Regions from separate parts of the Homo sapiens genome. Here region 2 is linked to region 1. A link is a loop called in an ENCODE intact Hi-C map of the cell type or tissue named here. Cell type or tissue: Calu3. All regions are shown on one strand. Region 1 overlaps PLLP (plasmolipin). Region 2 overlaps RSPRY1 (ring finger and SPRY domain containing 1).

The links. A loop is a pair of places that touch in the nucleus more often than their neighbours do. Peaks named below come from ENCODE experiments on the same cell type or tissue, not always from the same donor. Only the 100,000 strongest peaks of a DNase experiment are listed, where the experiment ranks them.
Region 2: it touches region 1 in a loop (5-fold over the local background); 10 of 110 quality-filtered maps call a loop at or near these places.

What each region holds. Positions count from the first base shown.
Region 1 is chr16:57,275,141-57,280,140 of GRCh38, forward strand. The region is part of intron 1 of PLLP (plasmolipin); the gene reads right to left. Among named protein-coding and RNA genes, the nearest start is that of PLLP, 7.0 kb to the right of the region's middle. RefSeq lists a silencer at 1,537-1,831. In Calu3, no CTCF peak of the experiment used is centred here; a DNase peak (open chromatin) is centred at 2,661.
Region 2 is chr16:57,188,825-57,193,824 of GRCh38, forward strand. The region is part of intron 1 of RSPRY1 (ring finger and SPRY domain containing 1); the gene reads left to right. Among named protein-coding and RNA genes, the nearest start is that of RSPRY1, 5.0 kb to the left of the region's middle. In Calu3, no CTCF peak of the experiment used is centred here; no DNase peak of the experiment used is centred here.

The DNA of each region.
Region 1 (5,000 bases):
TAAGTGTGTCTTGTATCTGTGTACTTCTTCCACACAAATGATAGCATGCTACAATTTTGCACCTTGCTTTTTTCACTTAAATAGGTAGCCTGGAGATTGTCCATCCTTATACACAGAGCTGTTGCATTGTCTTCTTTGAGGGGTGGGGGGATATCTTTTTACTCACTGCATCATGCACCATTGTACAGATGTATCATAATTTATCTAAACTAGTCCCCATTGATGAACTTGTATATATCACATATATAAGCTAATTTTAAAAAGGAAACTTAAATCACTAGGAAGTGGGAAACCTGTATTATCTGTCACAATAGAAGCTAACAAGGTAATTAAATACAACAAATATGTAACAATGTTAATACATTCCAGACAGATACAACTGGAGTGAAAAAGACTGAACTATGATTCAATTTCCAGAACCCAGAAAGAAAAAAGGAAGAGGAATGAAATAAAGAAATTCAGCAAAAAAAAAAAAAACACTACAACAAAATTTTGCAAGGCAAAAAAAAAAAAAAAAAAAACACCATGAGAGGGGGAAAAAAACCCAGCAAAACAAACAAATTAGGAAAGAAATATTTGCAAATAATCCAGAACTCCTAGCAGTTATTAAGGCAAAGACCAACCACACTCAGTAGAATGAGCAAAGAATACAAACAGACAAGGAAATACAAACGGCTCTTAAACATCTTTTAGATCCTGGCGCCGCGCCTTGCATTTATAATTTCAGCACTTTGGGAGGCCGAGGCAGGAGTACTGCTTGAGCCCAGGAGTTCGAGACCAGCCTGGGCAATATAGTGAGACCATGTCTCTACCAAAAATTAGCTGGGCATGGTGAGGAGCACCTGTAGTCCCAGCTACTCGGCAGGCTGAGGTGGTAGGATGGCTTGAGCCCTGGAGGCGGAGGTTGCAGTGATTCCTGATCGTGCCACTCCACTCCAGCCTGGGTGACAGAGTGAGATCCTGTCTCAAAAACCAACAAACAACCCAAACACATTTTTTAAAAGGTCAACCTCACTGATAAGAGACTGAAAATAGGCTAGGTTTGGTGGCTCATGCCTGTAATCCCAGCACTTTGGAAGGCTGAGGCAGGCAGATCATCTGAGGTCAGGAGTTCGAGGCCAGTCTGGCCGACATGGTGAAACCCTGTCTCTACTAAAAATATAAAAATTAGCTGGGCATCATGGCTCATGCCTATAATCCCAGCACTTTGGAAGGCTGAAGCAGGCAGATCACCTGAGGTCAGGAGTTCAAGACCAGCTTGGCCAACATGGCCAAACCCCGTCTCTACTAAAAATACAAAAATTAGCCGGGCTTGGTGGTGGGCGCCTGTAATCCCAGCTACTCGGGAGTCTAAGGCCAGAGAATTGCTTGAACCCAGGAGGCAGAGGTTGCAGTGAGTCAAGATCATGCCACTACACTCCAGGCTGGGTGACAGAGTGAGACTCTGTCTCAAAAAAAAAAAAAAAAGAGAGAGAGAGAAATGAAAATAACACTACATTGACCTATCATTTTGGTCTATTCGATTGGGGCACATCCAGAAGTGTGTTAAATCACCATGTTGGGAGGCTGTGGGAACAGGAACCTTCCAGGAGGCATGCTGTTGCAGGCAGGAAGGGTGTGACCTCTCCGGAAGGCATTTGGCAATCTACATCACAATCCCAAATGCATGTATCCTCCCACCCAGTAGTCCCACTCCTGGAAACATATCGTACAGATGCACTTGGTGGCATTTCTTGCAGCAGGGTGCGCAACAGCAAAGGAATAGAAAACCCGAAGTGTCTGTCAACAAAGGGACTGACCACACAGTCACACCACAGCTGCATGGTGGAATACTATAGAAGCCATAAAGAAAGAAGCAATTGCACTCCACACACTGAGACAAAAGGACCCCCAAGATTCATTTTTTAAGTGTAAAAGAAAAAGTGCAGAAGGATGTGGCTAGACTATATATCTTGGGGAGACTATATAAACTGGGAGAGAGAGGAATCTAGAGCCACATTTGCATAGGTCTCCTTAAAGAAAGTCTTAAAATGGGATATAGAAAACTGAGAGTGGGCATGAAGGAGTCAACTTTAACCAAAAGGGAACAGAGATTTTTCACTGTACTCCTTCCCTGTCTATTTTATTCTTGAGCATTGTAAATACATTACCTATTAAAGAAATTAGGGGCCGGGTGCGGTGGCTCACGCCTGTAATCCCAGCACTCTGGGAGGCCGAGGCGGGCGGATCACCTGAGGTCAGGAGTTTGAGACCAGCCTGATCAACATGGTGAAACCCTGTCTCCACTAAAAATACAAAAATTAGTCAGGCCATGGTGGTGCGTGCCTGTAATCCCAGCTACTTAAGAGGCTGAGGCAGGAGAATCACTTGAACTTGGGAGGCAGAGGTTGCAGTGAGCTGAGGTCACGTCACTGCACTCCAGCCTGGGTGACAGAGCAAGACTCTGCCTCAAACAAACAAAATAAAAATAAAGAAAAAGAAATTAGGTAATAAAGGTATGAAAAAGATGGACACAGCTTGCTGTGCACTGATACAGAATATCCCTAGGTGTATTGCCCTGGGGAAAAGCATGGCTTGGCACATGCCCAGACAGCACCTATCTGTGGTTAAGTGAGGATGTGGGTTTTATGTAGAAATATGCATCCACTCACCCTGGAATGAGACACAAGGCATGTGGTTGCCTGGGGTGAGGGCAGCTGTGGGGCGTGGTCAGTCAGGGATGAGAGAGATTACATTTTCTTGATTACCCTTTCTACTATTTGAGTGCTTTGTATTATGTCTCTGTAATTTTTTTTTCAAAGAATAAAACAATTCCATCAGTAGAGAAACAGCTAAATGAGCAGAGGCTGCCGGGACACTACGGGTTACTCCACAACAGTTTACAAGGAAGGAAGACAAGTCTCAAAACATGAAGAGTGGCCAGGCACGGTGGCTCATGCCTGTAATCCCAGCACTTTGGGAGGCAGAGACAGGCAGATCACCTGAGGTCAAGAGTTCAAGACCAGCCTGGCCAACATGGTGAAGCCCCGTCTCTACTAAAAATACAATAATGAGTTGGGTGTAGTGGCAGGCACCTGTAGTCCCAGCTATTCGGGAGGCTGAGGCAGGAGAATGGCGTGAACCCGGGAGGCGGAGGTTGCAGTGAGCTGAGATTACGCCGCTGCACTCCAGCCTGGATGACAGAGCACAAGAAGAGCTCTCAGATGCACCAAGTATGAGAAAAGCAACTTGCTGAACAAAGGATACAGAATAAAACTATCAATGTTTTCAAAAGTGCACAGGAAAAAAGACTAGAAACACCCCAAATAGTTGTCCCCTTAGGGACAGAGGTGGGTAATCCAACTACAGCTTTAGTGTAATCTGTACAGGTTTTTTTATTTTGTGAGGAGAATGTATTCATATATTCATAATGTAATTACACATTAATTCCCAAACACTCAATACTCCCCCCCTTGCAGTAAGTGGGGAGTGTGGGGGGAACTAACAATACAAGGCATTTATTGCTCTGTGCAGTGGAGCTGGGTTGGATGAAGATATTGGGCATGCGGGGCCTGGAATGCTGTACTAAAAAGACTGAACCACCCACAAATCTCAGTGCTAAGGGAAGCCCCGGGAGTCTCAGACATTGCAATCCGAGTGTGACCAAGCCCTGCTCACACCTCACTCGGACTCCAACAATCTCATCTAGGTAGCCCCTTCCTGGAGACCAGAGTTGGCTTTCAGTCCCTGCCCTGCCCTTCATCTGCAGAGGAGCTGGTCTGCCTCCTGGGGCCGGAGACAGAGCCGGTATCACCATAAGGAAGAACTTTCCAACACTCCCAAGTGCCCAAGGATGGAGCAGGCAGCCTTAAGAAGAACTGAGCTCCCTGTCTCTGGAAGCATGCAAGTTCATGTTGGAGATGCTGCAAAGGCACCTCTTATGCTTGCATAAGAACCCTCGGATCCTATAACCCTGTGAATCCAAACTGTCCTTCATTCCCACATATAGTGCTAGGCTAGCTCTTTGCAGGCATGATCTAGATCCTGCCATCACCATCTGACAGACAAGGAAGTGAGGCTCAGGGAAATTTGGGAACTCCCCCAGGATCATGCAGCCAGAAAGGGACAGAGCCAGGATTTGAACCCAAGGCTCTCAGCGTCCAGGCCTGTGTTCCCATCAGCACTCTCCATGCCACCCCATGGATCATGGAGATCTAGGGAAGGCTTCTCTTCTTCTTCTTCCTTTTTTTTTTTTTTTGTTAAGAGTAGAGGACTGGGTACAGTGGCTCACACCTGTAATCTCAGCACTTTGGGAGGCCAAGGCAGGTGGATTGCTGGAGCCCAGGAGTTCGAGACCAGTCTGGGTAACATGATGAAATCCCATCTTTACAAAAAATATAAAAACTTAGCCAGGCATTGTGGCATGTACCTGTCGTCCCAGATACTCAGGAGGCCTGAAGTGGGAGGATCGTCTGAGCCTGGGAGGTTGAGGTTGCAGTGAGCTGTGATCACACTACTATAGTCCAGCCTGGGTGACAGAGCAAGACCTTGTCTCGAGGAAAAAAAAAAAAAAGTAGGGGTCTTACTCTGTCACCCAGGCTAGAGTGCAGTGACGTGATCATGGCTTACTGCAGCCTTAAACTCCAAGGCTCAAGCAATCTTCCTACCTCAGCCTCCCAAGTAGCTGGAACTACAGGCATGTGCCACCCTGCCACCTGCCTAGCTAGGTGAGGCTTTTGATCTGTTATTCACCTGCAAAGTGGGAATTGTGTGGCCACCCCCAATCCCAGGAGGTGGGGCAAAATGGAAGGACAGAAGGTACCAAACCAAATGGCCTTACCGCCACAGGGCATTCACACAGCTTCCACATCCTGGGCCTCAAGGACGCCTACTGACTGACAGGTCTCTGTACAAGCTCTGGTCTGTCCTGATCCTCCTTCTCCCTTCCTATGCCAGGAAGCCCTCCCTGATGGCCTTGGCCCCTGATGAGTCTCCCTTCCTGCAGTCCCCCTTTTCCCCCT
Region 2 (5,000 bases), 86 kb before region 1:
ATTTTTGTACTGCTCTGAATTTTCTGTTTTTGTGATCCTATATTCTGTGGATCTTTTTAAAAACTATAACTGGTGATTGTGAGTTATTTGATCTCCCAGGATGCATGTTGCCCTAACCTACTATTTAATGTCTTTCTATGTTATGCTTTTTTCTGTACTCAGTGACTTTTTTTTTTTTTTTTTTTTGAGACCGAGATTCCCTCTTGTTCCTCAGGCTGGAGTGCAATGGCGCGATCTCAGCTCACTGCAACCTCTGCCTCCCGGGTTCAAGCAATTCTTCTGCCTCAGCCTCCCAAGTAACTGGGATTACAGGCAAGCACCACCCGTGCCTGGCTAATTTTTGTATTTTTAGTAGAGAGGGAGTTTCACCGTGTTGGTCAGGCTGGTCTTGAACTCCTGAGCTCAAAGTGATCTGCCCACCTTGGCCTCCCAAAGTGCTGGGATTACAGGCATGAGCTACTGTGCCTGGCCCTCAGTGATTATTTTCAAGTTATTGATTATAGGAGGTATACCAGCATACTCTATGTGGGCTTCTGCTTTTGTCAGCAAAATAACTTTTCATTTAGTAAGTATCAAAGGGAAATAAAAACTTAGCATTTTGTATAATAGTGTGTTAATCTGTAGTGAATCAGGTAAAAACAACAAATCTGAGTTATGTAGCACTGTGGGGCCTGGAGGCTAAAAAAAAAAAAAGTGTGTTTTGTCAAGAGTTTAACAAACAATTATTCTGTATTTCTTTTTTTCTGTTTTTTCTTTTTCTTTTCTTTTCTTTTTTTTTTTTTTTTGAGACAGGGTCTCATGCTGTCTCTCAGGCTAGAGTGCAGTGGTGCAATCACGGCTCACAGAAGCCTCTACCTCCCAGGCTCAGGTGATCCTCCCACATCAGCCTCCCAAGTAACTGGGACTACAGGTGCGAGCCACCACACCTGGCCAATTTTTGCACTTTTTTTAAGACAGGGTTACGCCATGTTGCCCAGGCTGGTCTCAAACTCCTGGGCACAAGCCATCCACCCACCTTGGCCTCCCAAGGTGCTAGGATTACAGGTGTGAGCCACCATGCCTGGCCTCGTGAGCTTAATTTAGTCTGTTGAGAATTGTATATGCTTTCCTTAACAATGAAGTAATTTGTTCTAATGAAGTGGGAAATCCCTTTGCATCTTTTTAAATACAGCTTTCTTTCACACTCTATATAGTTTGGAGAAAATGTTAGGAATTCTTGAAGGTAGTAATCACTATTACACTACTTAAGATTGGAAGTTATGGCTGGGCATGGTGGCTCACACCTATAATCACAACACTTTGGGCGGCCAAGGCGGGAGGATCACTTGAGCCCAGGAGTTCAAGACCAGCCTGGGCAACATGGCAAAACCCCATCTCTACAAAAAAATACAAAAATTAGCCCAGCGTGGTGGCACATGCAGATAGTCCCAGCTACTTGGGAGGCTGAGGTGGTAGAATCTCTTGAGCCTGGGAGGTTGAAGATGCAGTGAGCCACTGCATTCCAGCCTGGGTGACAGAGCAACACCCTGTCTCAAATAAATAAATAGGAAATGTTCTGTATTTTTTAGTAGGATACTTGTAAAGTGGGGTGTGATAGTCTCAGGATTGCAAAATAAGTGGAAAGTCAGTAGTCACCACAAATGGGAAACACAGTGGAACCAGCAATCTATTTCAAAAGAATTATTTGGGGATAATAAACTATGGATTTAGCTTCTCTTCAAGCTTTTGGCATTTTCAAGGCAGTTATCATTGAATTTGGGTAGTTTTTTCCCTGATATTCAAATTAGAAAATTGAAAAGCAGAATAATCACGAAGTAGTAAATGCCGTAACTTGGGCAACAGCCTTTTGGAGGGGACTTTTACAACTTTTAGAAGTGCAAAGGAGTGAATATTTCCCTTTGGTTTATCATTCAGTAAGTCAGCTTTTGAAATCCTTTTCTTGCCAACCTTTGTGAGTAGAGAAAACATACAAATGTGTCCATTCCAAAAGGGAGTGGTTGCTGGTTAAATATGTAAAAGTAGTAACTTTAGATAAATGTGTGGTATATACAAGGTTAAATCAGGAAAAGTTATCTTATAAATAGTGGTGGCCTCTTAGAGAACATTCCGCTTTGTTTCTGAGCTTTTGAAAACTGAGAATACATTTGAAATAGTAAGGAATTTATGTACTCCTTAAATTTGTTAAGGAATGAACTCTGCACATAGCTTTCTTGTTGCTTGAAATTATAGTTTCCAGGCGTAATTTCATAGGTCCTATGTACCTCAAATAGAAGGTTTGAAATACCTTACTCAGCAAGTATATTACCTCATAGTTTAATGTTCAGTGTTAGTTTTTTCTTACCCCTCTACCTCCTGAAGAATTGTTTTCGCTCTTGTGTTCCCTTAATGCAGTGATTCTCAAGATGTGGTTTCTGCCCAGTCCCTCCACATGGGAAATATAGCACTGTTTGTTTGTTTTTTTAAGTTTTTATTGCTTCATAGTTGTTCATACTTAGGTATGCCTAAGGGCTACTTATTAATAACCTACCAAGTGAATTACTAAGGATTACTAAAACATGGTATTCATAACCTAAAACTAGAACAATATTGGAGTTTACTGTGGTCTCTTAATACTTTTTTCGCCCAGGAAGTCTGTCCTGGGAAACCTGGCACCAATACAAGCTTCTCACATGTCATATGCAGAATGGGGATTCCTGCAGTATTCAGGAAGTATGCTTAGTTTGGGGTGCATCATCTGAATTGTCTCAAAATAATGTCAGTTTTCATCATGATTCCTCTTTTTTTATTAGAATTTTTATTTAACTTCATCTTTATCAATTTAATTTATAGGTTTTTTTGTTTACTTTTCATTGTGTGGGCAGGAATATTTATACCAACAATATTTTGGCTTATAATGTAAGACATAAATGTGTTACAATGCAAAGATAGATTCTCTAGTCCCCTTTTGCTATTGCTGATTTGTATAGTCACCTAAAAACTTGCTCACACAGAGGTACTTCAGTGTTACCAAAGTTCCTTTTACACTGGAAAACTGATGGAACAAGAGGCCTCCTTCTAGTAGATGCTTTATCTGTAGTCTTTGGGTAGGGAGCTAAGTTTGTCCCTAACCCCAGCTCCCTTTGTCAGGAGCATGAGGGACCTTTTTCCGTCTTTCCTCACTGCCTGCCATATAAGCATTGGATATATAGTTATTGAATGGTGTTGTCTCAGTTTTTCAAAATGGTAAATATTTTGGAGAGACTTTATGTTACAGATTTTAGAATAAATTCACCTAAGATATTTATTGAATACATATTAGGGTCTAATAAGTATCCAAATGAGTATGCAGTATGAGTGTTTTAGACATCATTTAAAGTAGACATCATTAAGGAAAATGTTGATATTCATGCTGCTTATATATTTTATTTGCTTTTCTTAAGAGCAGAGAGTTTTCTGTAATAGAAAAATCCTTTTCCTTCAGATTTGTGTATATTTGAATAACACATGATCTCCTATTATTTGGCCTCCTGGGGGGAAAACCACAAGTACTACGGAATATTACATTTGTTTTTCTTCCCTGTACTGCAACCGTCATAAGCATTTACCTCAATTCTTCCTTAGTATTTTTTGGGAGTCCAAGGCAAATTTTTCAATCCTTAAGATTTCAGGCAGGGATTATTTACTTCCCCTTTTTTACTATTATTTGCTTCCGGAAATTCCTTACTCTATCCTAGGCCTAAATTTTATTTTTTAGTAAATTATTTGAATGCTGAAAGGATTTGTCTTTTCTCCTTTGTACCATTTTAGGTCAGGACTATATTCTGTAATTCTTTCTGACCACAGATGCACTGCTACTAGGTTAAAAAAGCTCTCAACTTTTTAGAGGAAGGTTTTTCCAGAGACTCTTTTTTTTTTTTTTTTTTTTAAGGTCTCACTCTGTCTCCTAGGCTGAAGTGCAGTGGTGCGATCATGGTTTACTGCAGCCTCGACCTCCCCAGCTCAGGCGATCCTCCCACCCCTCACTCCCACTGCCCTTCCCAGTAGCTGGACTATAGGGTCCAAGCCGCCACTCTGGCTAATTTGTGTATTTTTTGTAGAAACAGGGTTTCGCCATGTTGCCCAGGCTGGTCTCAAATTCTTGGGCTCAAGCTGTCTGCCTGCCTTGGCCTCCCAGAGTGTTGGGATTACAGGTGTGAGCCACCATGCCCTGCTCAGATAGTCTTTCAACCAGAAAAAAATACCTACTTTCAAAGGTGTGCTTTCTTAAAGATCCTCAGTGCATAAGGGAAATGTCAGAATCATCCAGTGCTTTTCCCAGACTTCTTGACAGTTACAGTTCAGGAGTTAATGGTACTCTGTGTGACCTAAACCTACGGTTAGATAGCTTTGGACATCTGGGAGGCAAGTAAAAACGCCTCATCAAGACAACCTTTCTTTTTGTGGGAAAAGTAAAATTCCAACCAAATATTTCACAATCTACCCCCTTCTTACCTTCCCCAATGAAATACCAGAGGCTTTAGAGTCTAAAGACAGAAACACTCTTGTTGAAACATCTTTAGGTAGTTTCTGTTTCAGCTGGCAAGTGTAATCTTCATGCATTACCAAATCAGTATTGTTGACTTGAGATTTTCCCTATTTAAACACAATCTTCAGTAAGAAGATTGTGGTCTTTGGGGTGTTCTGCAGGCTTTTTTTTTTTTTTCTTTGGAGACAGAGTCTTGCTCTGTCACCCAGGCTTGAGGGTAGTGGGATGATCTCGGCTCACTGCAACCTCCACCTTCTGGATTCAAGTGATCTTCCCACCTCAGCCTCCCAAGTAGCTGGAATTACAGGCACACGCCACTGTGCCTGGCTAATTTTTGTATTTTTTTAAGCAAATATGTTTCTAGATAATGTTCTCTATCTTGATAGGGTTTGAGTCACAGGTATATGCATTTGATAAAACTCAGCACGTTACTGTGCTTAAGATTTGCACATTTCAGCCGGGTGCGGTGGCTCACGCCTGTAATCCCAGCACTTTG